Regions from separate parts of the Homo sapiens genome. Here region 2 is linked to region 1. A link is an interaction called in ENCODE POLR2A ChIA-PET data of the cell type or tissue named here. Cell type or tissue: IMR-90. All regions are shown on one strand. Each heading gives the region's core, and the rest is flanking DNA. Links, peaks and the distances in the headings are about the cores only.

Region 1 (16,310 bases), core at 5,291-13,290:
AGCAGGGCTTTTTTTTTTTTTTTTCACTTTCTCAAATTGAAAGTCATTTCTCTCATTTTCATTTTCCTGTGTCGGTTTGTTTTCCTAAGGATGGATTGCTGGGCAGCCTGCATGGTGCTCTTGTAGGCACAAGACTAGAAGTGGAAGACCTAATTATCTTCCCATTTCTTGTTGGCTTACCTTGGTCAAGTTCCTTAACTCTTTGGAGTCTCCATTTTTTTTAATCTATAAATTGAGAATAATACCATAGTTCTCTATTTGTGAAGTCCAAAGAGATCATGAAATACTTGTTTCCTGCAATTTATTATAAAGCATAAGGCTTTATTATGTTGTGATCATTTATGAATGTGTCTTGCTTCTCACACTAGACAGAAAGATTCAGAGCATAGTGACTTGAGCAACCAGTTTTCAAAAGCTATAAGTTAATGAGGGAAACCCACTGTAAAAATTACAGCAGAGTAACTATTATTAGATAGGCATTTCTAGTCCACCGTTTTGTCCATTGAGGCTTGTTGCCTTTTTCCATATAAATTGTTTTGATTTTTCCAAAGAAAATCCGACAAAGGAGAAAATGGATGGTTGGTATTATCAGGGAGAATTTCCAAGATCCAGGACTAGGAAGGGCAGACAATCAACAGTAATGACAGGCTCAAGGTACCCTCTTACTGGGGTGAGTTTTAAGTTATGATATTATATGGGGTACATTTATCCTCCTGTTCTCAGCACAACAACAACAAAAAACCCAAACCAAAACAAAGAAAGGAAAAAAGCAACCAATCACCAACAACTAACCAATAAACAACTCCCCTAGTCAAAATCAGAGAAGCCAAATACGAGTAGTTTTAAGTTGCTGCTCCTTGGATGGCACAGAATTAAATCCCTCTGATGCTTAGGTCAAGAGTGTTCAATTACGGACAGCCACAGTCTGGGACTCTGATGATGTGTATTTGGTGCCCTCACACTGGGCTCCCAAGAGAAACCAACAATGCTTATTGAGTAACTGTAGTATAGTCCTGTAGAGACTAGGGATGAAGTTTCATTCTTTCTTATTACCACCTCCTGTGATCCTAACAGGGATCCTTATTTGGGGTAATCTAAATCTCAAAGTTGATTAGTTCTTTGGAGTGATGTTTTGTTAGGATGTGTAAGGGTTCTTGTTTGAAATATATAAGCAACAGTTATTTACACATAAGATCTAAGACATGTACAAACAGTATGTTTGCCTTTAGCCACATTGCTCAGGAAAACTATTAACCATTGTTAAATATACAGTTGCCCATGTAAGAAGCCTGTTGATTACAGATTCTGAGAGACTACCCTTGTGACTTTGATTGGGACTCATATTTGAAACCATAGAGTCTTAAAATGCCTTCTAATAAATAGATCTACTGGATTTGAGTACTTCAGTGTATTAGTCCATTCCCACACTGCTAATAAAGACACACCTGAGATGGGGTAATTTATAAAGGAAAGAGGTTTAATTGACTCACAGTTCAGCAGGGCCTCAGGAAACTTACAATCTTGATGGAAGGGGAAGCAAACACGTCCTTCTTCACATGGCAGTAGCAAGGAGAAGTGCAGATTGAAGAGGGGGAGAAGTCCTTTATAAAACCATCAGATCTCGTGAGAACTCACTATCATGAGAACAGCATGGAGGTAACCATCCCCATGATTCAGTTACCTCCCACCAGGGTCCTCCCATTACACGTGGGGATTGTGGAAACTACAATTCAAGATGAGATTTGTGTGGGGACACAGCCAAACCATATCACCCAGTTTCAGCTGTTCTGTAAAACATGAAGCCATTCCTCTAAGCTTCCATCCCCAGGCCTTCCAAAGTGAATTTCCTCAACACTGCTTAGTTTTTAATTTAAAGCACATCATCCCAGACATACTGTCTACTCAGTTCTTGCTACATAATGTGATAACTTAATTTTTTATTTATGTAGATTTTGTGAGTAAAAGGACCCAGATGACCGTGGTTAAAGAGCATACCTGAAAGATCAGTTTCAATAAAAATGACAGAATGGATTAATATGCAACAAAGGGTAGCTGAACAGCTACTATATGCCCAAGGCAGTGGTGGAGAATTTCACATTATCACACTTTAGCAATCTGTGAAGGAGACATTATTATTTTTGCTTTACTGATAAGAAATATAAGGATCAAAAAAGTTAGGTAACTTTTCCAGTGTTACATTGCTGGTTAATGACGTAGCTAAATTATTAAATTTTATCTTGAATCCACTGTTTCTGGAGGAGACAGTTTTATTTTTTATTTTTTTTGCTTTTATTGTGGTTTTCAAGAAGCACCTCAGAGATTCCACCTTGTCATTTAAGCAGTACTTGAGGGACTTAGATTGATTGCTTCAGGACACTGTGACTAGTGAGAGACATATGCAAAACTACTTACATTATGATAAACTTTTCAAATGGAGAGTCTACTTTGTGGCTACTTTCAATCTATATTTTAGAAAACAATTCTTTCTGTTTGCCTTCTACATATTCCTGTATATTTGTTCAGCAGCAGGGCAGATTCTTATAAGAAAGGCAATCATAGATTAGCTTTTGAACTAATCAATAAAAAAATTTCAGCTCTAGTCCGAAAGACTATCATGATTTAATTGTAGATAAAATCCAGCATGCCTAAATGAGGCTACCTGATTTCTTTTTTTTTTTTTTTTTTTTTTTTTTTTTACAATGTGAGCAGCTGTTTTTTTGGTTAACTGATTTTTTTTGGAAGAAAGTGTATTATCATATGATGAAGAATTTTCTTCAAAAATGGGATAATTTCCTTCAACAGTTCTCTAATATATATAATGTTTAGCAAAAGTAGCATCATGGGACAAGATACTTGTATTTAAAATTCTATTTAAAAGGCTCTGGAGATATTTCCTGCAATATTTAATAAAACTTTTAAAATTAAACCTACATACTGTTTGCTTAGTTAAGAGTGCTTTTCTATTTTTGCATAATTTAAGACACTGCAAGAAAAATAAGATTCTTGAATCTGGAAAATAAATTCCTTTCTCTTGAGCCAGTCTCATTTTGGTGGTCAAAGTGCCTTCCTCATTTCCCTTGTGATTGAACACCAAAGGTGTCTTCAGGGTCATCACTCTATGTGGGACATTAAAGGTCACATGTATATAAATAGAGAGCCAAAAGCTTGTCTAAGTGTTTTAGGAAAGTTCAGAGTCTTTCCATAGGCTAATTTATCATAATTTCTACTAAGTCTCACCAAATGAGAGAGCACAATGAATGAGGATGAGAATCTGACAGAAGTGTAAGCCTGGTCTGGGCAAAATTGTGAATTTAGCCAAGTTTGTCCTGGGTTCCCCTCCTTTCTCTTTTCCTGCAGTCCCTACCCACTGAGATCAGTTACCCTGTTGCTTAACATTGCCCCAACATTCTTCCACTGAAAAGTCTTACCCTGAGTGAAGCCCAACTTTTCCATCTCCTTTTGTCCAACAGGAATCTTACATGCATTGAATACCTTCAAGTCAGATACTCGATATTGTTTTATCCTTTCAAAAACCTCAAAGTAGTGTCAGAGGACATAGTTTCCATTTTATACACAAGGCTCATATATATTAAACCAATTTCCCAACTCATATCACTAATGATTAGTAGAACTAGTGATATGGATCCAGGTATGTTTGAGTGACATCTCATATGCTTACCACCATAAAATGCTGCTTCCCAGTCTAATTTACCAGTTTAATTTTTCTACTTCTTTAGAGGCCAGCAAAGTGAGAACAACTCACAAAACAGCTCCACATAAGGTATCAATGGCTGATATCATCAGTGGGAGCATGGAGGAGGGCCACCATTTGTCTGCAAGTATTATAGTTCTTCCTCCTGAGGTCAGCCATTCTTGCCCTTGGGTGATCCTGCCCTGGTAATGAGCCTTGATCTCAGGAGGTGAGCTTGTGGCCCTTCACCCAGGGAGAAATTTCATCTTCTCACTTGCCCCTTCAAGGGTTGTTATTTGTTGAACATCCTAGCTCAAATTATATTCCTCTCTGATAATCTTCATATGTTAAAAGTAGACTTAAATACCCTAACCCAAGGGATAGAATTGTGTAGATATTTTAGGCACAGGACAAGGGAAACAGCACTTTTGTCCTGGTGCTCCACCCTGCCTACCAAGCCCATCTCCTCCCAAAGAAGTGACCTACATCACTTGCATACAGAGTCGGCCCTTGCATCTTCCTCGAAGCATCATCAAACCTAATCTCCCTGTATTAGTCTTCTCATGCTGCTGATAAACACTTACCTGAGACTGGGTAATTTATAAAGAAAAAGAGGTTTAATGGACTCACAGTTTGACATCACTGGGGAGGCCTCACAATCATGCAGAAGACAAAGGGAGAGCAAAGGGACTTCTTAGATGGTGGTGGGCAAGACAGAGGGAGATAACTTGTGTGGGGAAACTCCTTTTTATAAAACCATCAGATCTTATGAGACTTATTCACTATCATGAGAACAGCATGGGAAAGACCCACCCCCATGATTCAATTACCTTCCATCGGGTCCCTCCCACAACATATGGGAATTGTGGGAACTATAATTCTAGATGAGATTTGGGTGGGGACACAGCCAAACCATATCACTCCACCCCTGGACCCTCCCAAATCTCACGTCCTCATATTTCAAAAGCAATCATGCCTTTCCAACCGTCACCCAAAGTCTTAACTCATTTCAGCATTAACTCAAAAGTTCACAGTCCAAAGTCTCATCCGAGACAAGACAAGTCCCTTTAGTAAAATCAAAAGCAAGTTAGTTACTTATTCGATACAATGGGGGTATAGGCATTGCGTAAATACAGCCATTCCAAATGGGAGAAATTGTCCAAAATGAGGAGGCTACGGCGCTGTGCAAGTCCAAAATCCAGTGAAGCAGTCAAATCTTAAAGTTCCAAAATGATCTCCTTTCACTCTATGTCTCACATCCAGGTCATACTGATATAAGAGGTGGGTTCCCATGGTCTTGGACAGTTCCACCCTTGTAGCTTTGCAGGGTACAGCATCCCACCTGGCTGCTTTCATGGGCTGGCATTGAATATCTGCAGCTTTTCCAGGCACATGGTGCAAGCCGTTGGTGGATCTACCATTGTGGGGTCTGGAGACTGTGGCTCTCTTCTCACAGCTCCACTAGGCAGTTCCCCAGTGGGGCCTTTGTGTGGGGTCTTCAACCACACATTTCCCTTCTGCACTGCCTTAGCAGAGGTTCTCCATGAGGGTCCTGCCCCTGCAGCAAACTTTTGCCTGGGCATCCAGGCATTTCCACACATCCTCTGAAATCTAGGTGGAGATTCCCAAACCTTGATTCTTGACTTCTATGCACCTGCAGGCTCAACACCACATGGAAGCTGCCAAGGCTTGGGGCTTGCACCTTCTGAAGCCATGGCCCAAGCTGTACCTTGGCCCATTTTAGCCATGGCTAGAGTGGCTGAGATGCAGGAAACCAAGTCCCTAGGCTGCACACAGCAGGGGGACCCTGGGCCCAGCCCACGAAACCATTTTTTCTTCCTAGTCCTCTGGGCCTGTGATGGGAGGGGCTGCCATCAAGTAGCAAATTTTCCGAACTTTTATGCTGTGTTTCCCTTTTAAAACTGAATGCTTTTAACAGCACCCAAGTCATGTCTTGAATGCTTTGCTGCTTAGAAATTTCTTCTGCCAGATACACTAAATCATCTCCTTCAAGTTCAAAGTTTCATAAATCTCTAGGGCAGGGGCAAAATACCACCAGTCTTTTTGCTAAAACTTAGCAAGAGTCACCTTTACTCTAGTTCTCAACAAATTCCTCATCTCCATCTGAGACCACCTCAGCCTGGATTTTATTGTCCATACCATTCATTATCAGCATTTTGGTCAAAGCCATTCAATAAGTCTCTAAGAAGTTTCAAACTTTCCCACATTTTCCTGTCTTCTTGTGAGCCCTCCAAAGTGTTCCAACCTCTGCCTGTTACCCAGAGAGGTTGGCTGCAGAGGCCTCACAATTATGGTGGAAGACAAAAGAAGAGCAAAGAGACTTCTTACATGGTGGCAGATGAGAGAGAGAGAGAGAGAGAGAGAGAGACAGAGAGACAGACAGAGAGAGCTTATGCAGGCAGGCTTCCTTTTATAGAACCATCAGATCTCGTGAGACTTATTCACTATCCTGAGAACATTATGGGAAAGACTCACTCCCATGATTCAATTACCTCCCACTGGGTCCCTCCCATGACATGTGGGAATTGTAGGGTCTACAATTCAAGATGAGATTTGGGTGGGGACAGAGCCAAACCATATTACTCACCCAGCATCAGAAATTAAGTGTAGAAATGTGAATGTGGCAAAGACAGTTAGTATGAGCTAAATATTTCCTGTGCTTTTCTAAATCACCTCAGTTCCCTGCAGTTAAGTTCAGACGATGTGACCAGTTTGGGCCCATAGGCTATGAATACAAGCTAAAATTAGTGTTCTTCCTCTATCTCTCACGCCCTGCTTAAGGAAAGGTGGAGAAACCTAGATCCCTGAATTCCCACATGAAGGAGCATGAGCATGGAAAATTTGTCCCATCCACATCAGACTTTTCCTGAGAGAGAAAAGCATCTTTGCTTTGTTAAGTCACTGAGATTTTGAGGTTTGTTACTGGAGCCTATCATGTTCTGGAGAAAACAGGGTGATTTTTGTGTGAAATGTCCTCCTTATTCCAGGTTATCTGCTCTATGAACTGACCTTGCAGAAACAGACGTTATTTGAAGGAAAATCCTGCCTACAAATTTGGAATTTGTTTCAGCTTCACAATGGCAGTCTTCGAAAACCTTCAATCAGCAGTCTAGCTTATATTAATATTTAGGTTATTGAGGCTATTGAGTATTGAGGAACAAAATTAGTTGCAGTCTTAGAGTATAGGTAATAACTATCATTCCCTCATAGATGCTGTGATTTTACCCATTCCTGCAGATAGCTGGCAAAGGCTGATGTTTGACACGTAATGCAGTATTGCAGACACTGCTTTTCCATGTTGAAACAGAGTGGATGATAGAGCTGCTATTTAATGACAGATGCCACTATGGCCTGTAATGGGTAGTTCTGGCTTTGGCACTAGTTTCTCTTCTTTCTCAGGGATTTCCAGGGTTAAAGTAATAGATATTCTCTGTATTATTCTTACAAAAACAAGAACAAAACAATAGATCACTATAAAGGGAGTTTACAACATTGCTCCCAACCCTCCCTGGGCCATTTGGCCAGGACATTCCTGTGTGTTTGACAGAAGGCTCTGCCTGCCTCTCTCAGCCTCCAAGCTTTGTGTCATGCTCCAAGGAACATGCAGATGGCAAAGATGCCAGATGCCCCAACCACATTTTTCTGGGTTGAAGATGTTTAGAAAATTGAAAGCAGTATTTTTTGTGTTTTTTTTTCTTTTTCTCCATTAAGTTTCATCTTAATTATTTTTATTGGTTAAAATTATCTCCTTCCCTCAAATTGGAGATTTCTATTTCTAGAATTTTTTCACTTAGGCATTTGGGTTTTTTTCTGTGTCAGTTTTTTCTGTAATAGTTTTAGCCTCATCTCTCAAGGGATATCTTGTCTTCTATGAGGACAGTTCTATGTTGTCTCAGCAGGGCCAGCTTTTGAACTCATTGCCTTGTTTGCATTGAGGTTTACCGCACCAACATTTGCTGTCTCTTCCTGTTCTGTTTTTTTTTTTTTTTTTAATTTTAACATTTTAGTTGTCTCCACTGGGATCCAGTTAGGGCTCCCTCATGTGTGTCTATTCCAGCTTCATTATAATCTCCATCCTGCCCACTCTCAATTGACTCTCAGCTCTAACTCAGGTTAGAACCTGAGGTTAACTCACTCAGGTTCCATCTGTTGTGTTTTTGGAGGGAGGCACTAAAGCAAATCTCAAAGATGGTGGGTCACCTCAGTATCCAAATTCTGTAGAGTAGCTGAGAAGTAGTGTTACTGTATTTTGGAAGCATCTAAACCCTGACTCTTTTAAGGGCTATTCAGGAATGACACTGATGCACATTTTAAAGGTAAGGAATTAACAACCCTTATGAAATGTTACAAAGCCCTCAAAGGGCTGAATGGACTTGATACCATTCTTTGATGGAGGAGACACTATGTCATTTTCAAATAACATTTTCATCACGCTTTACCCATATTTCTACACCTTCCTTAGGGTGGTCCATAACCCAGACTCTCCAGGAATTCACAGGGAAAGTCTGAAGAAGATAAGTGGTAGCTTTCCTGATTTAGCTGTTTTAATCTATTGCTTTAGGACAATGTGTTGGGAGATAGACCACAATGATTTCTCAAACCTCAGTCAAGAATGGACTACAGTAAAGTCATATGGTAAAGGGGGGATTAGATTCCAAAGGCAGTGAGTAAGTGAAAAATCACATAGAGACAGAATAATTCTTGGAAAGCTTTAAGAAAGATTCTCTGTTGGAAACCAACATAGAGCCAGTTTTAGTTCTGATTTTCAAGCAGATGAGCACCAGATGAAGAGGTTGGCTTGTGTTTTGGGGCCATGCTATTCCAAAAATATGTGTTTTTGTAAAAAATTATCCAATCACACTGAAGGGAAAAGTGGATTCACCTCTTTCATCTCTGGCGCATTTTCTCATGGAATAGAAGGCAAGCAAGATTGCCCTCAATTGCAATCTCAATTGCAAACTCAGTTGCCAAATTTGTATGCCTAACTTTGTGTAATTTAGATACACATGTTGATGTGGCTCCAAGGTAGTTTCTTGAAGAAACATTGCCAGTTCCACTTTGGAGAGATAGAAGGGAGGTCCAGAGTCCATCCTGTTAAATGTCAGTAGCACGGATAGCGGAAATGCTGTAACGAAGGAATTAAAGAGCATGTCCTCAGTTCCTCAGTGCAGAGACAAGACTCCTATCTTCTCAATGAGTCTTTGTTCTTAGAGAAGCTTCTGAGATGAGAGGGAATGAGGCTTCTGTGGAGAAAATTTCCAGTTAACTGTATTAGAGCTGAAGCTCTAAGTGGATGAATTGTTAGTACTTGCCGATTCAGGAGGGGAACTGAAGGGAACCCTCTCCTAAAGTCTGAAGAGCCCAGGCAGTGCTGTGGCTGCCGGAAGCCTGGAAGACCCTTGCATCCCATGATGTCAGACTTCAAAGCAGGTTATTGTGAGGAAAGCACCAGCAGCAACGGGGGATCTCAGCACTGGAATCCCTGCTCTGGAAAGATTCTCTTTCTTAGAGTTTTAAAAGATATTTGGCAGCCGGGCGCAGTGGCTCACGCCTGTAATCCCAGCACTTTGGGAGTCCCAGGAGAGCAGATCACGAGGTCAGGAGATCGCGACCATCCTGGCTAACACGGCGAAACCCCGTCTCTACTAAAAAAATACAAAAAAAGTTAGTTGGGCGTGGTGGTGGTCGCCTGTAGTCCCAGCTACTCGGGAGGCTGAGGCAGGAGAATGGCGTGAAACCAGGAGGTGGAGCTTGCGGTGAGTGGAGACAGAGCCACTGCACTCCAGCCTGGGCGACTGAGCGAGACTCTGTCTCAAAAAAAAAAAAAAAAAAAAAAAAAAAAAGCTATTTGGCAAAGTTTTGCTGAAGGAGTGTGCTAATTTTAAGTTACTGTAACTCACTTTGGAGATTTCCACTGTAGCCAGTAGAATCTTTTTAAGTACTTTCCCTTTCACCCAGAGTAGGTGCAAGTGGCTGTCCTGAGCAAACAAAAAGAGACATTTCTATAGATTTCTGGGTAGGACTTGAATGAAAGAAACCTGGTTCACTTGTCCAAGGGCATTTCTGCCATAACGTTGGCAGAGGAAACAGGATGTCTATGAATTATGTCCTCTAGACCTCATCACTGAAGGGTGTACCTGTGAGCCTGCCTCATACACCAAATTGGGATCCAAGCCCTGACCAGAAGTGATTGCCATTTCTCTATTGAAGAAACTGGAGACACCAATATAGTCAGTGAGCTTTGACTGGGTGACAAATCAGTAGCATGGTTGCCATGTGGCCTCTAGGTCACATTTATCTAGTAATGCCAGTGAGCAAGTTTGTGTGTAAGAATTGCATATTCAGGAAAACTCTCCAAATTTAATGATGTATTGGGAGACCCCAGATTTGGTTTTGGATTGCTTCTAAACTTGAATGAATAGCGGGGGGACCACAACAACTCACTGGGTTTTTTTTCCTTTGCAAAGTAAGGCGATGGAGATTGGGCTGGTGGAGAGCGGGTGGGTGTTGGGTGTGAACTAGTCTAAGATGTATTGCTGGGCTAGCATTTTATGAGTCTGTGATGGGCAGCTCTCTTTGCGTAGAATACAAATGAAATGTGTTCTGAAACATGTTCTTTAATTAGTGGCCCTTGCAGGAGTGTTTCTCTGTTGATAACTACAGTTCTGTATTTTGGACTTCAGTAAACAAAAAGAACCATGTGCTCTTTAATAATCCTTGTGCTATTTGATTTCTGATGAGCAATGTGGCTCCAGAGCTGGAGTCTGTGAGCTCTTCAGGGCAAATGTGTAAATTAACTAGCTGAGGCCAAGTTGCAGAAGAGAGAGAATAGTGACTGAATACTGACCATGGACCAGGCATTCTATCAATTGCTCTACCTGCTTTGTTTCATTAATGCTCACAATAACCCTAGGAGTTTGAGATTATTTTGATCTTATTTAATAAATAGTTGTAGTGAGGCTTAGAGAATCATTTGTCCAAGCTCACAGAGCTAGAAAGTGGCAGGGACAAGATTTGAATGCAGGTTGCTTATTGCTGAGAAGGCTCTTTTAAACATAGTGTGATGGTCTGTTGACTTTTTATGTTTATTCCATTAAACTCATTTCTGCAATGCTTTGGGAAAATTGAAAATATCTTTAAAAGCTACATGTGATAAATGTTTTAAAATTGCCATCTAAAAACAAGCATGTAACTTAACCAACCATTAAAAAATTTATATAAACTTACTGCACAATAAAATGTTGTTCCAATTTTAAATTAAACAGATTAAAATAAATATCCAGTGTAATTCCCAGAACTGTCAGCTACTCACTATCTGTTCAGTCAATTAAACATCATCAGCTATTTGTGTACTCAAGAGTTTTATTGAATTAACCACCAGGCTTTTGGTGTTTTGATTGTTACTACAGATGCCACTGCTTTGCTTCGCTTTGAGAACTGCTGTCAGAAAGACGCAAGCACACACAGCTGAACTGGTGGTCTCTTCAGAGAAAATACTTGTAAATGGAAGACTGGCTTATTACTAATTACTTTTAATAAAGACTGCAGAGAGCGAAACTTGCCTCTAACATTCTCACACGTAATCTTTCTCTGCATGCATACGTAAAACCTCAAACGAAAGCCAATGTCAACAACAATATTCCCAGATAGCTTATTTCTTTCACAAAATGTCCCGAAGCCTCGAATAGCTCAGTTTTTCACAACTGAGTTGACACATTTTTTAAGAATGGGTGAAAAGCACTGAAGGGGGCAGATCCAGAAAGGTGCGTATGAGGCTAGAAGGAAGAGTGACGACTTCTTATGTTTGTATTTGCTTTTCCTTCCAAATAGGTTTTGTTCATGGGGACCTATTTGGGCAACCATGATGTTTTCTTATTTTTCATGGTATGGCAAAATATTAAAATTTTCTTACTGCTGAGCAGGAAGAGTTGTCCTAAAACACATTATGGACATTTTTGGTTTTAGTCTACCCTAGTTTAATGTCCTCCTATTACATAGCACAAAAGCCAGCCCCCACCCTCTCCATGGGGTTCAGGATATCACTTCCGTCTGTTCAGTTTCTGATCAGGCATGTGAGAGATAAGGCAGAGAAAGCATTCTCAACATGAACCACACTTCCTTATGAATCCACAATAGCTTAGGAAGACAAGCTTCATGTTCTTAAGCTTTATAGATATGTTTCCCAATCCTCCTCTGTCTTTCCCATTGTTTCTGCTGAAATAAGGCCTCTCCTGTCTTGCCCTGGCTGCTCCTGCACTGATTTTCTCACTGCATTGGCTGGTGAGCATGTTAACTATCGTGAGAATAAGCTGCTCCCTGTCCTGGCACTGCTTTTTGAAGAAAACATTTCCTTCCCTTGTGCAAGCCAAGGAGTTACTTCCGTGGGGAGAAAGCTGCAGTGCTGATTGGAAACATGCGTTATTGCTGGTTTAAATTTGGCTTATTTGCAACAGACAGAGATTGGGAGAGATAGGAGAATGGGCCTCTCCTGGTCCTGCGGTGGTTCCCACATCTGCTTCATATTAGGTGCACTGTGGAGAAAAGACTTTGAAATTAACTTTAGTTGTGGAATAATAAGGTAGGCTTCTTAGTGTGGGGGATTGTGGATGATTACCCTCCAAAATGAAGGGTTGACGTTTCATCCTCTGGGTACTTTTTCCAGGGTGGTTTGGCACTAAATAGAAACTGGAGAGGTGTCCTGCAACCTCTCTATCCCCAGTGGATGAAGGTGCTATTTTACTTCCTCTTCCTCAGAAGACTAGAGTCTGGCTTTGAGGGCATAGCGTGCACAGCCATCTGGAGTCATCACCTCCACTTCCCTAGTCCTCTGGGACCTACAGCAACCAGGGGTATTCTTGATGACATGTGCAGATTTGTGTCTACTGGGGATAAGGCAGACCTGCTGCTGGTCTTACCTGTTCTAGAGTTTTCAGGTGGCGCTCTAGAAATAGTCACTGTGGCACAGGTCTGCAAAAAGAAAAGGATATATTTTAAAAGTTTTTTGACTATCTTTCTCATCATTTCAGATCTCAACCTCTTTTGAGATAATCTGAAGAACACACCCAGACACTCATGAGTAAGTTATTTTCTGTATATTCTCATTTCTCATTTAATTGTTTTTATTTTTCTCTCCTTATATTGAATGTAAGAGCTGTCACAGCAAAGCTCTTGTTACTGTCTCGTGTTCCCTGGGCCTAAGCAATGTTTGGATATTGTAAGTACTTCAAGATTGAAGGTTGACTGAGTGAACCAAAGAATAAATGAAGGGAAGTCTCTACCAATAAAGGGTACTTCTGGAAGCTGCATTAGACCCTTGGATTCTTGATGGAGAGGACATTGGCACTGGGACAAAAGCTCTGGAGTTGCAATAGATCAGTCTGACCCCTCTGAGGTCAACTTAACCAATATCCTGGGATTAGGCAGGAGAAAGCCTAGACAGAAGAAATTAGAAGGTCGATGACCTTCCAGACTACTTTCAATAACCATGATTTGGGGAGCTTTTACGTTCACTAGGATCAGCCTCATCAGAGAGCTTTCAAAATAGAAACAACAATCATCCATTGTGTGTGGTGTAAGTTTGCAGGCAGAGGCCTCAGTTAGTTCTCTTCTTTAATGACCATCTAATTCTGCAGTTCTCTGATTTCCCCTCATTAAAGTACCCCTAGATAGTTGATTTGAGAGTTGTTTTAACTAGTCTTTTTTGATTTTAAGATTCTGATCAGAAAATCACTCAGATTACCCCAGGAAATGAAACTTTATGGTAAAGACAGGTTTTACATTTTATCATAAGGATTTTCACATTGTTATTTTATATTTGCCCTGCTAGAGAGTTAGGAAGGTAACCTCTTCATGCCTCATGAGAAGAGAAGTTGTAATTGAAATCATATATGTTGGTCCTTGTGGAAGTGGAAGAAGGAGACAAGTCATTCCACATAAGAGAACCCATGACAGGTCTAGCCTCAGCCCCCCGAAGACAGGGATGTCTCCAGGCTGTACTTGCATTTCTGAAGCAGTTATGGAGGGAAATCTCACCACAGGTGGCTGTGACTAATCACAACCCTTGTGACTAATAACTCATTTTTAAAAAATATTATCCCGAGGAGAAAACAAAGGGGCCTTTTGGAAATAATCTGAATAATGTCTGCCTCAAAGAATTCCAAACCTTCTATGTGCTAACTTATAAAAAGTCTAATTAATGTGGTACTTGCGATAATCAAGCCTCCTTAATCTTTGAACAAAATTATTTGAAATTTCTTGAGCTTGCATATAATCCACCATGGCCTCTCCAACTTCTCTGCTAGTAATGACTATAGATCTCCAAATCCTATGAGTAATTGACTTATTCTTTTGTCTAATTCAAAATTTCCAGGCATTCAGAGAACCTTATTGGCCTTCCTCATTGAATTGCAAAAGAACATGGCCTGGATTCCTACTTATGAGCCAAGTGGCCATGTTGGATTCAGTCATGTTGACTTCCATGAGGCTGGCCCTGGAGATGCCTAAACAGAAATTTTTCCTCAGAAGGAGCTATGCACATGGCAGTGATTCAGAAGCTTGTTGTGTTCAGTACAGGGTAGAATCAGAAACGTGGCTTGTTTAATTCTGTTCATTCTTCCGTATCAACTTATTAAAGAATAACGTGGAAGAATTTAGCTTCTATGGAAGCTGAAAGCAACTTTGGATAGTATTTAGATGAACCTCCACATTTTAAAGATCAGGAATCTGATAAACAAATGCCCTGGCCAAGAGCACAAAGGCAATTAGAGGCAGAACCAAAATAATTCAGGTAGACTCACTCGAAGAGTGATGACATGGCTCTGGCAAACTATCTCTGAAACAGTTGCTCCCCACATCTACCCCCTCCCCATTTTCTTCGGTAAAGAGCAGAGTTTAATTTCCAAATAAGTTCATTAAAATCATAATTAGAAAACCAAGTTAGAAGGCAATAAATAATCCAGTATTCTGGAAGGTTTTAAAATGTTTGCCTCATTTATTTTGTGAAGTGAAAATAACTTTATCCAAATTGTGGTAATATTTTTTAACGTTGTTTAGACCCTTTGACTTCTCACTATAAAATTGAATAATATACCCCTGACTACTTAAATGGAGGAAGAAAAGATGAATATTAGTGGTAAACCCCAAAATTTCATTTATTTTAGAGAGATACATGAGTTGATAAAAAAGAAATAATTTGTAGAACAAAGAAGCACAATTCATTGCCTTCAAGTACATAAAACAAATAGAGCCAGGCCAACAAATTTATCTAATGGTGTTTTTAAGGAGACTCATTATAAGTATTTAATTAATATACTATTTAATATGTTATTTTTTTGTGGTCATCAATTGTGCTTTTGGAGTATATATAAAATCATCCAGAAATGGGGATACGGTAAAATTAACTTCATTCCAGACCTTATTCTAATGAATAGCAATTTTTAGTATGCTCAGACTTAAAAGTTTATATAGTTTTGAATATTTTGGTTTTAAAATCGTGTATTTCTCCGACAGGTCTCAACATGCTTTAATATCATTAGATGAGTGTCATTATTATCTATGGACTACATTTTGCTGATGGGAATCTGAATCTCAGGACAAAGGAGGAAGGGGAGAGTGCTGTTCTCCAAACACTAATTCTTAGGCTAATAACTGACTTAGGAGATCATACCCTGCTCTTTCCATTTACTTTTCATTTAGTTCTTCAGGTGTTTGGAATAGAAAAGTGGGAAATAAAATATGGTAAGGGCAATTTATTATTAGACTGTAGATATTTTAAAGGAAAACAGCCCTTTATACTCTTTGACCCTATGACATATGTTAAAAAGCAGGAAGAACAGCAATGCCCTGTAAGTTGATATTTAGGACCTATAGGATTCATGCCCACTCTAGTTCAGGAACAACTTAATATCTACTGGTAAACATCTGGAAAACAACAAGGCCAACCCTATCACTTTTTTCCTAGTTGTGGATTGCTGACTTTTCATCCTTAATCTTTCAGGAAAATTTAACTTTGGTGAATTTACTTTGACAGGTTAGCTCGATGTAACTGCATTAAAAAAAAATCACAATTTTTTTTATGCACAACTGCATTAAAAAATCACAATTTTAACTGCATTAAAATTTAATCACAAGAAATGGAAGAGGAGAGAACTCCCTAATGGCTGTTGCTGTTACAAAGGTAGTCATAGCAGTTTTTAAAATAGTTTTCTTCTTTTTTTTTTTTTTTTTTTTTTGGCCATTTCAGACAGTCCAAAAAAGAAAGAGGGCCTGCTGAGTATTTTGCCAGGGAGCTAGAGAATGAGACAAAGAATGCCAGTGATACATGCATTAGTTTCTCTTGGGAAACCCAGGCTGTTTTAAAAAGCCATGAGCTCAAGGAATCTTGGTGAAACCACTAAAGAAAAAGCTTATCAATGTTAAAGGACATTGTAAAACTCTTTGGAGATATTTATTTTACCGTATTAGAAAATACTTTATTAGATTGAGTCTATTTTATGTGTAGGGTCAACAGAACCAGTCTCATCCTTCCTTCCCTTGTCCTCTTTAGACAGCCCTCAGGACTGACTCCAACTCGAGTCATTACAGAATATAGTTACAGGAA
Region 2 (16,310 bases), core at 3,934-11,933, 280 kb after region 1:
CATGTTGAAGTTGGGCAAGACCTACCTGCACAGCAGGCATGCTCACTCCTCCTGAGGAGTATCCATCTCTTGTTTCTACCCAGCATGGTTAAAGATGGTTGTTTTGTGAAACAAACAGGCTTGGCCCAAGTTAGGGCTAACAGGATGTGTTACTCCTCAGGGGTGAAAGAAAAGGAAAAGTCCCGCATGAGGTGCTCTCTCACCCCATTACTCTGTTGGAAATGGTCAGGAAGAGCAAAGAAAGTCTGGACAAAAGAAATAAAGTTAGATTTGCTAGTTTCGATCAGAGACTTTTGCCTCAGAAACAAAAGCGGGCATGATATTTTAAAGATAAAATTCACTTGGAAACTATAATCAAGCAGCATAAATGTACTTATGATATGAAACTGAAATTAGAAGTGCCATTCTCAAAACTGAGTGATCCCAAAGGGCTTCTGATGACTGGTGTTTAACTAAACTATGATGATTTTACCTCACCACTGAATAACATGTATCACAGAGATGCAGAATGAAAAAAAGGAGAGGGGTCCTTCGGATTCTGTTCAGGAATGGAACTTGGAAAGAATAAGGGGAGAGTGGAGAAAGGGAAATCTAAAGGAAAGTCATGGAGTGAGTTGAAAAAAACGAATCTCAAACAAGGAATGGCTGTTCCCTGAATTCAGAGTTCTTTGGGAGCTTCTTCCTTCCCCAGGACTGAAATCTCAAGGTTATTTCTTGCCCACTCCTTTCCTTCTCTTTAGATGTGTATGGACAGGCAGTCAGTTAGAGGTGAGAGCCATGCCTGGCAATTTCTTAGGCCGTATGTTCCTCTCATGGTATAGCTTAACCTTTGGCTGTTTGACTTGTCATTTCTTTTTCCCAGTATAATTCTCCTGCTTATGGTCATTCTTGAAGTCTATACAATAAACTGCATTAGTCAGGACTGCCTAGGGTTCTCCATTTAAACAGATTTTGAACACAAATATATTTCCATTGAAATTATCTTCATGCACTCTAGCACACATTCCTTAAAACACTTAACTTTTTAAGAAAAAAATAACTATTGATTGTGATGGTGGTTTCAAAACTCCTAAAACTGTACATTAAAAAGGGTGAAATGTATGTAAATTACACCTCCATTTTAAAAAAGCTTTTTAAAAAAGTAAATGTTGCCACATTATCTGCTATAGACAAGTAGAGCAAGTAGGGAATCATGTACTGAAACTAAGAACATCACAAGCCCTAGATTTTTAGGCCCAATAAGCCACTAATTAACTGTAGGATCTTAGGCATGCAATTTCGTCTTTAACAAGTCAGTTTTATCATCTGTAAAATGAGGAATGTGTTCAGATTAGCATTTGTGAAAGTATGTTTGGCAAAATACTAATTTTTCAGAATATTTTTTAATTTTTTTTTTTTTTTTTTTTTTTTGAGACAGAGTCTTACACTGTCACCCAGGCTGGAGTGCAGTGGCGTGATCTCGGCTCACTGCAAGCTCCGCCTCCCGGGTTCATGCCATTCTCCTGCCTCAGCCTCCTGAGTAGCTGGGACTACAGGTGCCCGCCACCATGCCTGGCTAATCTTTTGTACTTTTAGTAGAGATGGGGTTTCACTGTGTTAGCCAGATGGTCTCCATCTCCTAACCTTGTGAACCACCCGCCTTGGCCTCCCAAAGTTCTGGGATTACAGGCGTGAGCCACCACACCCGGCCTTAATTTTTTAACTATTAATATTTTTTAATAGAGATGGGATCTCACTCTGTTGTCCAGGCTGTTCTGGAACTCTGATACTCAAGAGATCTTCCTGCCTCAGCCTCCCAAACTGCTTGGGTTACAGGTGTGAGCCACCACACCCAGCCATGTTTGTAGTTTTTATGTGAGGCAAAAAAAGGTTTCCTTCATCAAATATTTTAAAGAATGGTTACATCAAGTAAAATGAAGTAGATTCATGAAGTACAGGATATGTCACAGCTTTTTCACCATGTGAAAATGTATACACCGTTTCCTCAGCTTATCCAATCACTATAGTCTTTATCTACTCCACCCCACTCAGCCTTCAGCATCTGCGGGTTTAATGTATAAATGCTGGGAAACACTTAAGTAATCCTTCTTGACAATCATCTCCCACAAAATGTTCCTTCCACAAAATGTTTCTCAGGCATCAATTTTATTTGCACTTAAATTGACACATAGGAGCAGAATGAAGTTATTAAGTGGTTATTCTAACAGAGTGATTTGCCATTTTGTTAGAGTCTGAATATAATTGGGAGAAATCTTTACTTCATACTGCATGTGTAGACACAGATGTGGTCAGTGAATAATTGTATAAACACGTTTCAGAATTGCTTCAGCCTCTTTTGAGTGGAGTATATGTAGAAAGCAGGCTGAGGCTAGCAGAAGTGAGAGATAACAATAGATAGAAGTGTAGGCAAGAGTCAAACGAAATTCTATTGGAAAATAAAAACAATGGTGAACCTGAAAAGTGTTTGAACCCTGTTACAAACTCGCATCAACGGTTTTCTTTTTTCTCTGCGACAAATGTGACAGCCAAGTTACTGTATAAAAAGAGGCCTCATTTTTAGCCCCATTCTGGGAGCCCATGTAATTACTACTGGAGTATAAAGCTGGGAATAGGGGATCATTTTGCACTGAATGAACTATAATCAGCACCCCAACTTTGTGCAGTCATGTCTCCAAGGAAAAGCTCATCTGAACTTTTCCAAAGTTTCTTTCGTATATATCAAAATTATTTATATGCTGTCAAAAATTGGCTGAAACCCAGCTATCCACAGCTATCCACAGTTCCTAGAAAATTTAGCATATGATGTTTCTGGAGCATTTTTCTGCCTTTCTGCAAGGAACTTATCTAGTTATATTAATGATTATTGGCCTCTTTTACCACTCTTTTGCAAGAAAATCCTTCCGGACAATACAAATATTAAAAATGTAAATACAGTCACATATAATAAATGACTGCTTTTACAATACCTTGGCTATATGCTGTATGTGATGAATCCCAGCAGCCTTCCCTCTTTCCTAGTTATATTTATTAGCAGTGTTTTTCTTATGTAACCATAAATAATACTCTACTAAGCAATTCCTAACACATATATTTAATAAGTTAAATACAAATAAAGATCTTAGTAATTAAATTAATAGCATAATTTTCTTGGAAAGAAGTTGAACAAATGCATTAAGGAAAATTTCAAGTCCTCAAAGTTGCAGAAAATAAACTTGTAACACACACAACTGGAATCAGAAGGATAATAGTAATTTGTAGCCCCTCCAACGCAAAATTTCAGGAGTGGCCTCACTAGCCTTTTACCTAAAACTGATGACTTTAGGTGTCTACTCTATCACAATACTACAGCTACTTATGTTTCCTTTAAGCCTAAACAGAAAAAAGGAAAACACAGCAAATATTTTTTGCCTTTATATTAGAGCAGTGTTTAATCATCAGCAAAGTGAACAACTGGTCTTTAACAATAGGCTGCTTCCTTCTACTGAAACTTCTACTTACACTGCTATACTCCAATTATCCTGCAAGTAAATAAAGTGGATCCATTAAGGTCCCTAATAAACATCAATAAATATCTTGAATTTATTTCATTGAACTTTGATTTAGTTCATTATAGGCGCACCTTTAGCTCCTGAGCTGTAACCTTTAACATTTCCATATTCTGCCTGGTCCCAAATGCTCCTGGGAATACTTAGGTAAAAACCACACCCATAATTGCAATATTTCTATGTTGGGTTTAATATTATTAACATGGAATCAGATATAGGTAATTAAATCCATTTGCAGCTAATATAGAGATATTAATTCTTGACTTAAAGGTCAAAAATAAAAATCTTATGAGATAAAATTGTATTGGTCTTTAGATTTTTATTTTTTAAATTGCATTCAGTTCAAATATTTACAGAAGCACTTAAAAATAATATATTTGAATTTCTGAGAGAAAATAACTATCAGCTATGTATAGTTATCTTCTTTCTATTTTGTGGAGGAAAGAAAAGGAAGACTGAAGATATTATTTCAGTTTCCTGGTAACGTGTTCAACAGACACCACAAGGGATTTAAAATATTTATTGAATTGAAAGAATATCAGCTAATAAATAACAATTTGATAATTAATATCTACAAACCCCATCAGTCCAAGGTTGCCAAAATTAAAGTACAGAGTAAAAAGTTTCAAAAAGCTCCAGAATGAAATAAGACACTGGACCTTCTTTCCTGGTGCAGCAGAAAAGCAGACTGAACACATCCCAGGCACAAAGAATTTCACTATCCAGTGAATCTTCTACTGACCGTTTCTTTCAAAGGCCAGCAAATTCTTCACAGAGGGGAACGCAGCAGCCATCTTCTTTGTCCTTGGGACAGAGCAAGAAGGGTCTGTTCGAGCTGGTGACCTAGATTTGAGGAGCAAGAAAAACAAACGATGATCCCTGTCCCAAAATATCTTCATTTTTCCTAAAATGAAATTTCCTAAATGAGCCCATTTTTCCTAAAAAGAAGGTATTTCCTAAATATCTTTCCTAAATTATTGCCTCCAACTCCTGCATTACTGTCTCAAGTTAAGACTTGGAAGACTGTTGTAGTAGTCTGTTCTCACACTGCTAATAAAGGTTCAATTTATTGAACCTTGGGTTCAAATACCCAAGAGGTTCAATTGACTCACACTTCCACACGGCTGGGGAGGCCTCATAATCATAGCTGAAGGGGAATGAAGAGCAAAGTCACGTCTTTCATGGCAGCAGGCCAGAGAGCCTGTGTAGGGGAACTCCCCTTTATAAAACCATCAGATCTCATGAGACTTATTTTATCACAGCAACAGCATGGGAAAGAACTGACCCCATGATTCAATTACTCCCACTGGGTCCCTCCCACGACACATGGGAATTATGGGAACTACAATTCAAGATGAGATTTGGGTAGGGACACAACCAAACCATATTACCTGTTAAAAGGCAAATATTTGGGTGAGCAATACCCTTTACACTGCCATGGCAAATAGATTTGACCCCATATGACATCTCTGATAAAGTGACAGAGGTTGCTGTAATGTGCTGAAAAGATTCTAAGGCCATCCCCAAGCTCAATAGAAAAGAATACTCTTTGAATAGCAATGTCCACTGTGAGCACAAAAGAGACTTGCAACATATAAGTTGACTATTTCCTGACTGTTGTTTTTCCTTATCCAGCATCTACTCATCTTTCTTTTGCCAATATCATGCTGATTTTCCTTTAAGTATCCACCTCTTCCCTAATTTGCATTCTCCCATTTGCATTCCAAATTTTTTCCATCTCTGTTTTTACACATTCAAAACTCAGATCGGTTTGATTAAGCAAGAAATGTGTCAATAATCATAGATGTCCCCTCCTGGGAACCATGTAGGTGGGCTAATTTGTTGGTGCAGAGAAGGGAGATTTGCTCTAGATTCAGCCTTATAAGAAGTGAATTGAAGATAAAGCCTTAGAAGCTCCAGTAGTGCAGTTGGTTAGCACACGAAACTTAAATGAAGATAAAGCATTAAAAAATTGCATTGAATATTCATATGACTTGTGAGAACATCTGGCAATTACAGAGCATTTTGCCAAGACTTAATAAAATAAATAAGGAGAATAAAGATCAGAATATATTTCAAGCTAGTACAGGCTTGCTCAATATATTTTTTAATTGGTCAAGAATTATATAACAAAACCTTATGAGATAATCTGTAGCAGCAATTCTTTTTCTCAAAAATTAAAGAAGCTATTTAAAGAGAAGGGCTGTCCACCACAGCAACTTTCTAACACTGACCTACCTAGTTTCTTCTGTAAGGGGATACCTTATTGTATTTAATGTACTCTAAAAATACATTTACTTCCATGTTATTGTTTTATCATGACCATTTATTTATTCAATTTTTTTGAGATAAGGTCCTGCTGTGTCTCCTAGGCTGGAGTACAGTGGTGCAATCACAGCTCACTCACTGCACCCTCAAACTCTTGGGCTCAAGCGATCTTCCTGCCTCCTGCCTAGCCAGGACTACAGGTGGACACCACCACGTTCAGCTAATTTTTTTTTTTTAATTTTTTGTAAATTAGGGCCTCACTTTGTAGCCCAGGCTGGTCTCAACCTCCTGGCTTCACTCAACTCTCCTGCCTTGGCCTCCCAAAGCACTGGGATTACAGGCATGAGCCACCACACCCAGCCCTAACCATTTTTCGTGAGCATTTGATCTTGCTCTTCATGACACTTTTGAAGAAGTGAGCCCAGAGTTTGTCAAAGGGATGTTACATTTTCCATAACACAATTTTTTTTTAGGCAGAGTCTCACTCTGTTACCCAGGCTGGAGTGCAGTGGCGTGATCTCGGCTCACTGCGACCTCCGTCTCCTGGGTTCACACCATTCTCCTGCCTCAGCCTCCCAAGCTGCTGGGACTACAGGCGCCCGCCACCACACCTGGCTAATTTTTTGTATTTTTTAGTAGAGACGGGGTTTCACCATGTTAGCCAGGATGGTCTCAACCTCTTGACCTTGTGATCCGCCCACCTTGGCCTCCCAAAGTGGTGGGATTACAGGCGTTAGCCACTGTGTTGGGCCTCCATAACACAATTTTTAAGGCTTCTTTAATAGAGCTGCTCTTGGGATCTATGTTTCCAAAAAGAAGTTCAAACTGTCTCTCCGTTTCATTGCCCTGTATTTTCCTTTATGATACATCACAATCTGTATTTATTTTGCTATTTGTTTCCTTGTTCTTTGTCTATGTCATACAAGCTGTATGAGGTGGCACTTTGTCTGTCCTTTTCACTATGTCTCCAACACCAAGCAGAGTGCCTGGCACAATAATTATGTGTGAAAAGAGTGCTTAGTAAATCAATGAATCTATGAATCAATGAAATAATTCATAAATGAAACTGATGGTGATACAACACAGTGGAGGTGCTTTTACTTTGTAAGCAGCTTTGTTCATAAATTCATGAGAGTTCAGAAGTGGAAAGCTCATAAGTAGAGGCACTTCTGTTCTCCTTCCTGCTTATCTCAGACATGGCATCAATACCCATCTCACGTAGATTCCTAGGCAGCCACTTCAAATGGATTCCTTCCATCTCTGGGATAAGGTACTAAAGCCAAAGTAGGTATTCATGCCTCTGTTCGCCCTGACCCTGCCTTGGACTCTTTATTCCAGTAAAGCAAGCTATGGTACATTTTCCTCTCATCGTCTTGCCATTCTGTCTATACAAAAGTTTGGACCTTTCTATGCGTTGCCATGATACACTCTTTATACCATTCATAACATCTGGCTCACAGCTTCTAATAACCCACAAATGCCTTGACATAAGCAACAGCTAATTTCGTATTATGCAAGGTTTTAGTTATATTAGAAAATGACATAATGTATATAAAAGCGTTTTATGAGCTAAAAAATCCCATGCAAATGAAAGAGATAATGATCATGATTATCACTATCATTGTTGTTGCCTCAGCAAAGACGGAAAACTCTTTGAAGAGTCTTTTCACATTCTCCCTTTTTGGCTTTTAAGAAATATTGAACTACATGCTTCCAGAGAAGAAATTGTTTCTTGGCATTAAAATAGAAATTTTAATAAAATCACATTAACTCTTCCAGGCACTGTTACATTACAGAGGAAAACAAACAAACAAACAAAACCAGATCCTATTGTCCCAGATCCACTATTTATCTAAAATGTGAAGAACAGGCATTTCTTAGTAGTTTACATTTTCTTTTTTTTTTTTTCCATTAACTTTTATTTTAAGTTCTGGGGTTGAAGTGCAGGATGTGTAGGCTTGTTACATAGGTAAACCTGTGCCATGGTGGTTTGCTGCAGAGATCCACCCATCACCTAGGCATTAAGCACACAGTCCATTAGTTATTCTTCCTGATGCTCTCCCTCCCCCGCCCCTCAACCCTGACAGGCCCTAGTGTGTTTGTTCCCCCCACAGTGTAAGCTTTGAAACATACTTTCATTTCCTATGCAGAGGATGATTTTGATTCCCCACTTTACACAAACTATCCTCTTAGAGAGGAGACCCCACTAGGCCAGTCAACCCAGCAATATCTCAGATCACATCAGACTCATTGGAAGAGAAGTAGAAGTTGCCTAAACACTATAATTTGAAGCACATCAAAAAGGTCCACACATGGCTCTGCCTAGAGGTCTAGCCCTGGGGACTGAATAAATTAAATAATAAGCCTAATGTCCTTGAGCACTCTCAGCTACCAAACAAAAGCCATGCTAAGCAAATGGAAGTACAAAAATGGATGCATACAAACATGCTTCTTTCGCACACAAATGTTCCCAGAAAGTATTGAATTGCATGCTAGCAAGAGAGCTAGCCACAGAAAGGATTGTATAAGCAAATTCCTGTTTCCCAATTTTGACCTTTACTGACTGTTCAAGAATATTCAGCTGTCTCACACTACCTTGAGCAATATTACCATTTCCTATTTATCCAGATAAAAGAAAATGCATACCAAGAGTCTCTGGTAGCTATAACTTACGAAATGATACCATGGGAGCCTAAATAAGTTAATATAGATTTCACATGTATAATATATTCTTTGAACAATTGTACTTACAGCAATAATATAGCTCATCAGTTTTTGGAAGAGGCAAAGCACTTTTCAGGGCTTATTTTTGCAATATCACATTCTCTCCTAGCTTTCCTCCAGTTATGAGAAGTCAGAGGGGAAAATAATGAAACCCATCTCAGTCATAGGCATCTGACTGAAGAACTTTGTTACTATTATTTGCAAGGATTTGACACTGACTTGAGGTTTCAGTGATGATTGACATTTGTAAAGAAGCCTTTGCATAGCATTCAGCAGGCTGTTAAAAACATGTATAATTTAGCTTTGGTAGTTTCAATAAAGTAAAGGTTAGGTTCTGCCAATGACCTTTCTTGAACTTCTAGGAGTATATAGTCTTTTGGTGAAAAGGTAAAAAACAAAGACTATATTTTCCTACTTAGGTGGTAATTACACTTCAGTTTATGTAGTTCTGATGTTCGTGGGAGATCTTTATAATTTACCCCTGGGCAGGCTCTCGCTGTGAAGCTTTTTTTTTCCCCTTGAGAGAGTTGGTTGTTTTTTTTTTTTTTTTTTTTTTTTTTAACAAACATCCTTGCAAATTGGATAAGTGTTGCATTACAGTGATTTGCAACTCATTGATAGACTTACATGTTTGAACCTTAGGAATAGCACTTGAAAGAAAGATTACAAATCCCCTTAACCTGCAAGCATTCACTTTCCAAAAATACCTATTTGCAAGGCATGAAAGCACTGAATTTTGAAAGCCCTGGTAAATCCAAGCAAAGTGAAATGTACCTCTGCTCAAATGAGTTCAGTGGTGGTCGGCCTTTAAGAAGACAACGTGTTTTGAGGCTTTCTACAGATAGCCAAAGAAACTCGTCCTTCATTCAACATCACAGGGTTCCTCTGCCATCATGGTAATTACACATGTTGCCAACTCAATTAAGATTGCACAAGGAAAGATGATTATTCATTGTAGCAATTTCACTTTATAGTCAGTGGTAAATTCTGTGAGAAAACTTCATCCGGCAACTTTCCCATCCTCCTGGAAGGGGGGTCCTTGGTGGTCAGCCAGAAACATGCAGAACTATCAGTATAATTCATGCTGCTTAGGGGTTCAAAAAAAAAAAAAAAGAGGCATTTCCAAAGCCAGGGCAAATTAGCCTTTGGCATTGAAACTCTCGATTATTTATCCACTCAGGCGCATCTATACAATGAGAAACAACTGCCTTGAAAGGCAATAAAATGTTGCATACAGTTCCCAGGGGCCTGTCTGCCTGATGAAGCATTTAATCAACCAGGCCACAGAACCATTTGCGTTCTATGTATCTAGCTAGGGGAGGTAGTCAGTGAAACTCATTAAACAGTACTCAGAAGAAACTATCCAGCCCAGGTCTTTATTTTCTCCACAGGCTCTCAGGCAAAGTCCCAAAAGTCCATCTTTGGGCTATTGATGAGTGTTACCAAGCTCCAGCTCCATTTTCTCAGAAAACTCAGGTCAGGAAGGTGTTTCTTCCTTTAATCTCTTCCTTAACTCCCAGGCTGTGGTCAGCATCTCATGCTCTCATTTTGCATGCTTTTGTTTTCTTTCCCCAATAATAATGCAATCTATTGAGTAGGAATGATGGCATTCTTCTCCCACAGCAACTAAAATGATGTTTGGATAGATCATTGGGTCTTGAAAAGTACATTTTCATTGTACTGGGCTGGATGGTTTCTTCTGAGCACTGTTTAATGGGTTTCACTGACTACTTCCCCTAGCCAGACACATAGAATGCAAATGGTTCTGTGGCCTGGTTGAATAAATGGATTTGTACTTCATTGTACTACTAGCGGCTCTTCACCTAAACAAAATTTCCATTTGGAAATGGGAATATCCCTCTCACTTATGTAAACACTACTTTCCCTTTCTTTTGATCAAGGACCTTCCTTCAACTTCAAAGTTTTTCATCTCCTCTGTACACATGATGCTTCCGGATTCTGAAGTCTTGTAAGTCAAAAATTCAATGCCTAAAAATTTTTCAATGTACCATCTTTCATAGACACAGAGTAACTATGCATCAGAACAAAAGCACAACTACTTATTTATATAATGGTACTTTGTATATAAGAATGAAAGGGAAGGCCAGGTGCAGTGGCTCAAAGCTGTAATCCCAGCACTTTAGGAGGCTGAGGTGGAAGGATTGCTTGAGGTCAGGAGTTCAAGACCAGCCTGGGAAATGTAGCAAGTCCCTGTCTCTAAAAAAAAAAAAAAGAAAAAGAAAAAAAAATAGAATAAAAGGGGAAAGATTTTTTGGAACTCAAGCTATTCATCCATTGAGAAGTCTCTGTACAAATTATCTGGTCTCCTTATTGTCAGGAAGCTCACAGAACCTTTCTTTATGTATTTGAGTATTACATATGCATTTATTTGAAGAAAATTCACAGGCTTTACAATGAGTTATAACACCACTTCCCAGTTCCTTCTCACTGTGGAACTGTTAGCAACCCATTTGGTCATTTTAGGTGCACTATTAGGTGCATTAGTATACCTTTGAGATAATCTCAGATCTACTGCTTATTAGTTGCATGACGTGGCCACATTATTTAAGGTCTTTGCTTCAGTTTCCAAATCTGTGAAACAGAAATAGCAATAGCAATCACCTATGGGTTATCAGGAGGATTAAATGAGTTACTACATGTAAGGCACAGAGAGCCTGGCACTTGGTATGAACTCATCAAATAGTAACTTTTTTTTTCTTCCAGATCTGGGGACATTCTCATGTGTCCCTCATGAATTTTGTTCCATTCCAACTGAGAGTAGTGGGAGGATGCCACTTCTTAATTCAGGGTCCCCATTGCTAAGTCTTCGGCCTTTTGTTATGTACTCGTTCAAAATACAGGCTTCAAGTGATGACTCTGTATTTCTATAATCTCCACTTAGACAGAGATTCCTAAGGACAGGAACTCGATCCTAAGGTTGTTTCTATGGCCCACCATGTTTAAGGCAGTGTCTCACATGGAGTAAGAGCTCCATATTTATTTTTGTTGATATTTTTTACTGTTCCTTCCTCTCTGGTTACCCAACACTGATTATGGCAGCATTCCACTCTTTCTCCTCTTCCACACCACGTGTAATTTGATCCAATAGAGGTTACAGAGCCTGTAAGGCATACTACAAGGGACTTACCAGTAACCAAATATGTGATCCTTACCAGAACTCTTATTGTTTAGATAGGAGAAAGAGCAGATAATTTTTTGGACAGATGTGTGTCCTGGGTTGTGGGCTGCTTGTGGGTTTCTCATGTGCTGGCAAGCTGATAAAATTGAAAGGCAATGAAAAAATTTGGACAAGCATTCCAGTGAAGCTAACACAAGATTTCTTGATTTTGACCAACTTTGGCTACATTATTAGGAAAAGATAGCCCATGAAGGTGTTTTCTATGGGAAACACTCTACTATAAGAAGATAACCAATGAAAATTTTTAATTCACTGAGCCAGACTTCTTTCCACATAGTCTCATGTGATTCAATTACAAAACACTTTTTTCGGCAGGGTGCGGTGGCTCACGCCTGTAATCCCAACACTTTGGGAGGCCGAGGTGGGTGGATCTCAAGGTCAGGAGTTCAAGACCAGCCTGGCTAACATGGTGAAACCCCGTCTCTACTAAGAATACAAAAATTAGCTGGGCATGGTGGCACGTGCCTGTAATCCCAGCTACTAGGGAGGCTGAGTCAGGAGAATTGCTTGAACCGGGACCCGGGCGGCGGAGGTAGCAGTGATTGAGATCTCGCCATTGCACTCCAGCCTAGGTTACAGAAAGAGACTCTGTCTCAAAAACAAAACAAAACGAAACAAAAACAAAAACAAAAACAAAAAACACTTTTCTCTTACCTGCTTACTGGCATCTTTGAATGCAGATTCAATAGTGAACTGGACTTACTCTCTTCAGAAGGTACTCCTACTGATGCTAGAAAATGCAGCCACAAAGGAAAAACATTGTAGAGGAATTTCACTCCAGCAGAAAGAAGCAACTCCCTCATTACCAGATTGTTGTTTTCAGTAATTCTGTGGAAAGTCCCTTCTCTTGTTCAGTCCCTTGCTTCTCCATTTGGCTTAATCCCCCCAGCTGTAGTTTTCAGAGTCTTATGATTATTATTAATGTTATTGACTGGCTATTTCAGATAGCGTAGGTTCAAGTCTTCATGAGTTGAAACTTAGCCTTTCTAATCCATCTGCTCACGAAGGTCCCTCGTGGATTCTTTTCCTTTAAGTTGTGACTTGGCACTTTGGTTTCGTCTGATTTGTTCTGTGACCTATGTACAAGCCATGTTTTTTTCAGTATTGGAAACGGGCTATTTTTTTGGTGATCACTTACACATGTTGCTGTTTTCCCTCTGTTTCTCTGCTTACTCCATTCTAAAATCCAACACATGATATGCTGAATTCAAATGGTTTTTGGAACCAGGTGAGAATTGAGCTTTGGTCTTATTTTTTTTTAATGGGCAGGTTTTTCCAGTGAAGGATTTTCAAGCTTTTTTCTTTTGAATTTTGCTCCTTTAAAATCCAGATGCTGTTTAAAATTAGTAGAAGGCATTTGAACTGTATGACTAAAAAAACCATAAACTGTTAGTATTCATGAATTATATATTTCTTTTAGAGATGAAGGCTCCCTATGTTGGCCAGGATGGTCTCGAACTGCTGACCACAGGTGATCCACCTGCCTCGGCCTCCCAAAGTGCTGGGATTACAAGTGTGAGCTACCATGCCTGGCCACTTAGTGACTTTTAAAAGAAAAGGATTTGGACCACAAGAAATTTATGCTATTGTAGAGCATTAATTAGTGAGGATATCTGAAATAAAGAAATCTCCTTCCATTCAAATTGGCTTGAACATAAGAGAAGGACCGTTATATATATTTCAGGCCGGTTTCAGTGATGGCTGCCAAAGTGGTCTAGAAAATCCTTGTATTAGTCCACTTTTATGCTGCTGATAAGGACATACTCGAGACTGGACAATTTACAAAAGAAAGAGGTTTAATGGACTTACAGTTCCACATGGCTGGGGAGGCCTCACAATCATGGTGGAAGGTGAAAGGCGTGTCTCACACGGTGGCAGACAAGAGAAGAGGGCTTGTGCAGGGAAATTCCCATTTTAAAAACCATCAGATCTCATGAGACCTATTCACTATCCTGAGAACAGCGTGGGAAAGACCCAGACTCATAATTCAGTGACCTCCCACAAGGCCCCTCCCACAACATGTGGGAATTCAAGATGAGATTTAGCCGGGGATACCACCAAACCATATTAGTCCTTAACTATATGGGACTATGGTAGAGATAATTGCAGAAAACAGAGACTTCTTAGTTTCCTGAGCCTGAGAGAAACCAGGAGAAGAGGGTCTTGAAGGTCTTTCTTGCCCATCCAATAAGCCATCTCTTTTCCACCAGAATCTATAAAGGGGCTAAAAGTCTAGCATTAAATGTTGAATCAAATTGTTAGTTTCAGTAAGAGTAAAAAGCCTTTCAAATCTCCTGGAAGTAACACTAGGTGATTCCCCTCCCCGACCCCTCACCTCCACGAACAGCAAAGTGTTAACCTCTCTGTGCTTCAGTTCCCTCATCTTTAAAGTCTCTGTAGCATGCCTCCTCATGACCTCCTACATACATAAACAAAAATGGCTAGACAAGCCCTGATTGTTTCACAAGCTATACAGCCTTGACTCTTCATCACAGGCTATTTCTATACAGCTAAAGGGAAATGGAGAATTGAAGCTAATGTGGAGAATTGACATCTCATGCTCAATTTTACTCTTGCAACATTCGGAGAATGACTATTTTTTGAAAACCTATTCAAGTGTGCTGGAACCAGGGCCTGGATAAATAAATTTTTAAAAATAGATCTAATATAGGTGATACTTAGGAGCTCATTTGCTTCAAAATTCTACTGCCTCGAATCCACTGAAACAACTTGTGCTAAGATCACTAGTATTTTCCTAATCCTCAAACTCAATGGATACTTTGCATTTATTATCTTAATTGAATTCTCTGGACCATATGGCATTGTGCAAATGTGGGTCGCTGTCTCCACGTTGAAACTCTTTTTCCTTTGCTGAGGTATTGTAGAATAGACTAGGGTACAGATTCTGGAATCAGATAAATTTAATTCCAACCTCACCACTTTCTAGTTGGTAGTCTTAGGGAAGTTACTTGAATTTCCTGTGCCTCAGTGTCCTCATCTTAAAAATGAATATAATATAACTTATTTTATAAGATTATTGTATTAGTTGATTTACCTTATGCACAATGCTTAAACAGAGCTCTTCCACATAGATGGCATTCAGTAAATATTAGCTTAATTATTCATAACACCATTTTCCTTCCTTATTTGGATCATTGTCTCACAGTCTCCTTCACTGTTACTAATTCCTCTGCCTAGCCTATAAAACCAGTGTCCTTGTCTCTTCTTGTTGTACATAATCACCTTAGATGATCTCTTTTACCTCAAACCTTCACGTACAATCATTAGGTGAAAGCTTCTTAAATCTCGGTGTCCAGCCAGACCTCTCTCTTGAGTGCTGAGCTCTCTCTCCAACTCTTTAATGCACAATTCACCCTTGGTTGCACCATCAATACCTCATATTTAGTATGTCCAAAGAGGAATGCACCAGCCCCTTTCCTGGAACTTCAGCCACCACAGATGACAGCATGCCCCTCAAAGCAATGTGGTAGGGAAATCAAGGTGTGGGTGTTTAGTGAATGGTGAGTGTTCTCCATCTCAGTTCCAGCAAACGGTGGCTGTGGACAGGCAAAGAGGCTTGATTCTGAGTAGGTAGAATTAGCTTAGATTTTTACAAAACTTACTTATAATTGGGAATTCTGTTCTGTAGTAAATAGAGAATTATTGAAAATGTATGATAGAACAGTTCCTAAAAAATATTGTCACATGTTTCTAGCTCTCATTTCCATGAGCTATAGACTTTACTGACATCAGGGATAATCTCCAGTCTCTTCCTTTGTATTCTATGTATCTCTGTCAAGAACAAAAAGTCTGTTGCTCTCGGTTACTCTATGAGTGGCCGGACAAGGTCCAATATATGAATATGAATCTTTTCCACAATAGAAACCCAAAAACCAGCTGACCTGACTTCATGCCTCTGAAATCTTTGGTGCAATCAGATAATCCATTTCCAGTTATTGGACATCAAGCTAGTCTGATAGCTGTTGTTTCATGGCCAGTTATGCTGTGCCATTTTAACTTATACATGGGAGGGTATTTTTCACAGATTTCCTGAGTTATGGTAGTGGTTTACTATCAGTCATCTCAATAGATAATAGGTTCCTGTTTCTTCCATCAATATATTCATGTAGAAAAAGTCCTGAGGCCAGGATCCAAAATGTATGTTCACTGGTGATAATTTAAGTAATCCTACAGAGTTGGCAGGGATGCCTGACAACTCATAGGAAATGGCCTCAAGGCATCTTTGCTTTGTCATCTAGTAAGAAAATGTAACACAAGTCATAGAAGGTGTCCTGCCCCAAACCATCACCATAGCACAGGGTATATTAGCACCAGGCAAAAGATTATAACCATTCTGAGTGGGAGTAACGACAGGCACAATCATAGTGAGGAAGAGTAATTTCTGACTGTTACATGCCTGACACACAGAATTTACTGAGGAGGAACACTGATATTCATACCACTTCATCCAACAACTATTATTTTAGCAACTACTATATACCAGACACTCTTCTATACACCAGGAATATACCAATCAACATGCAGACCAAAGTCCCCATGCTTATGTAACTCAT

Evidence for each region. Peaks named below come from ENCODE experiments on the same cell type or tissue, not always from the same donor. Only the 100,000 strongest peaks of a DNase experiment are listed, where the experiment ranks them.
Region 2: POLR2A ChIA-PET joins it to region 1 with 20 read pairs; 2 of 35 experiments call an interaction of 5 or more read pairs at or near these places.

Annotation. Positions count from the first base shown.
Region 1 is chr5:82,526,766-82,543,075 of GRCh38, forward strand. No RefSeq gene overlaps it. Among named protein-coding and RNA genes, the nearest start is that of RPS23, 260 kb to the left of the region's middle. In IMR-90, for the core only: no CTCF peak of the experiment used is centred there; no DNase peak of the experiment used is centred there.
Region 2 is chr5:82,804,400-82,820,709 of GRCh38, forward strand. It overlaps LOC124901020 (a long non-coding RNA gene), which reads right to left and starts at 12,595. Exons shown (of 2, transcript XR_007058846.1): 1 at 12,391-12,595; 2 at 4,050-4,388. RefSeq lists an enhancer at 13,617-13,776. In IMR-90, for the core only: no CTCF peak of the experiment used is centred there; no DNase peak of the experiment used is centred there; H3K27ac peaks cover 146 bases.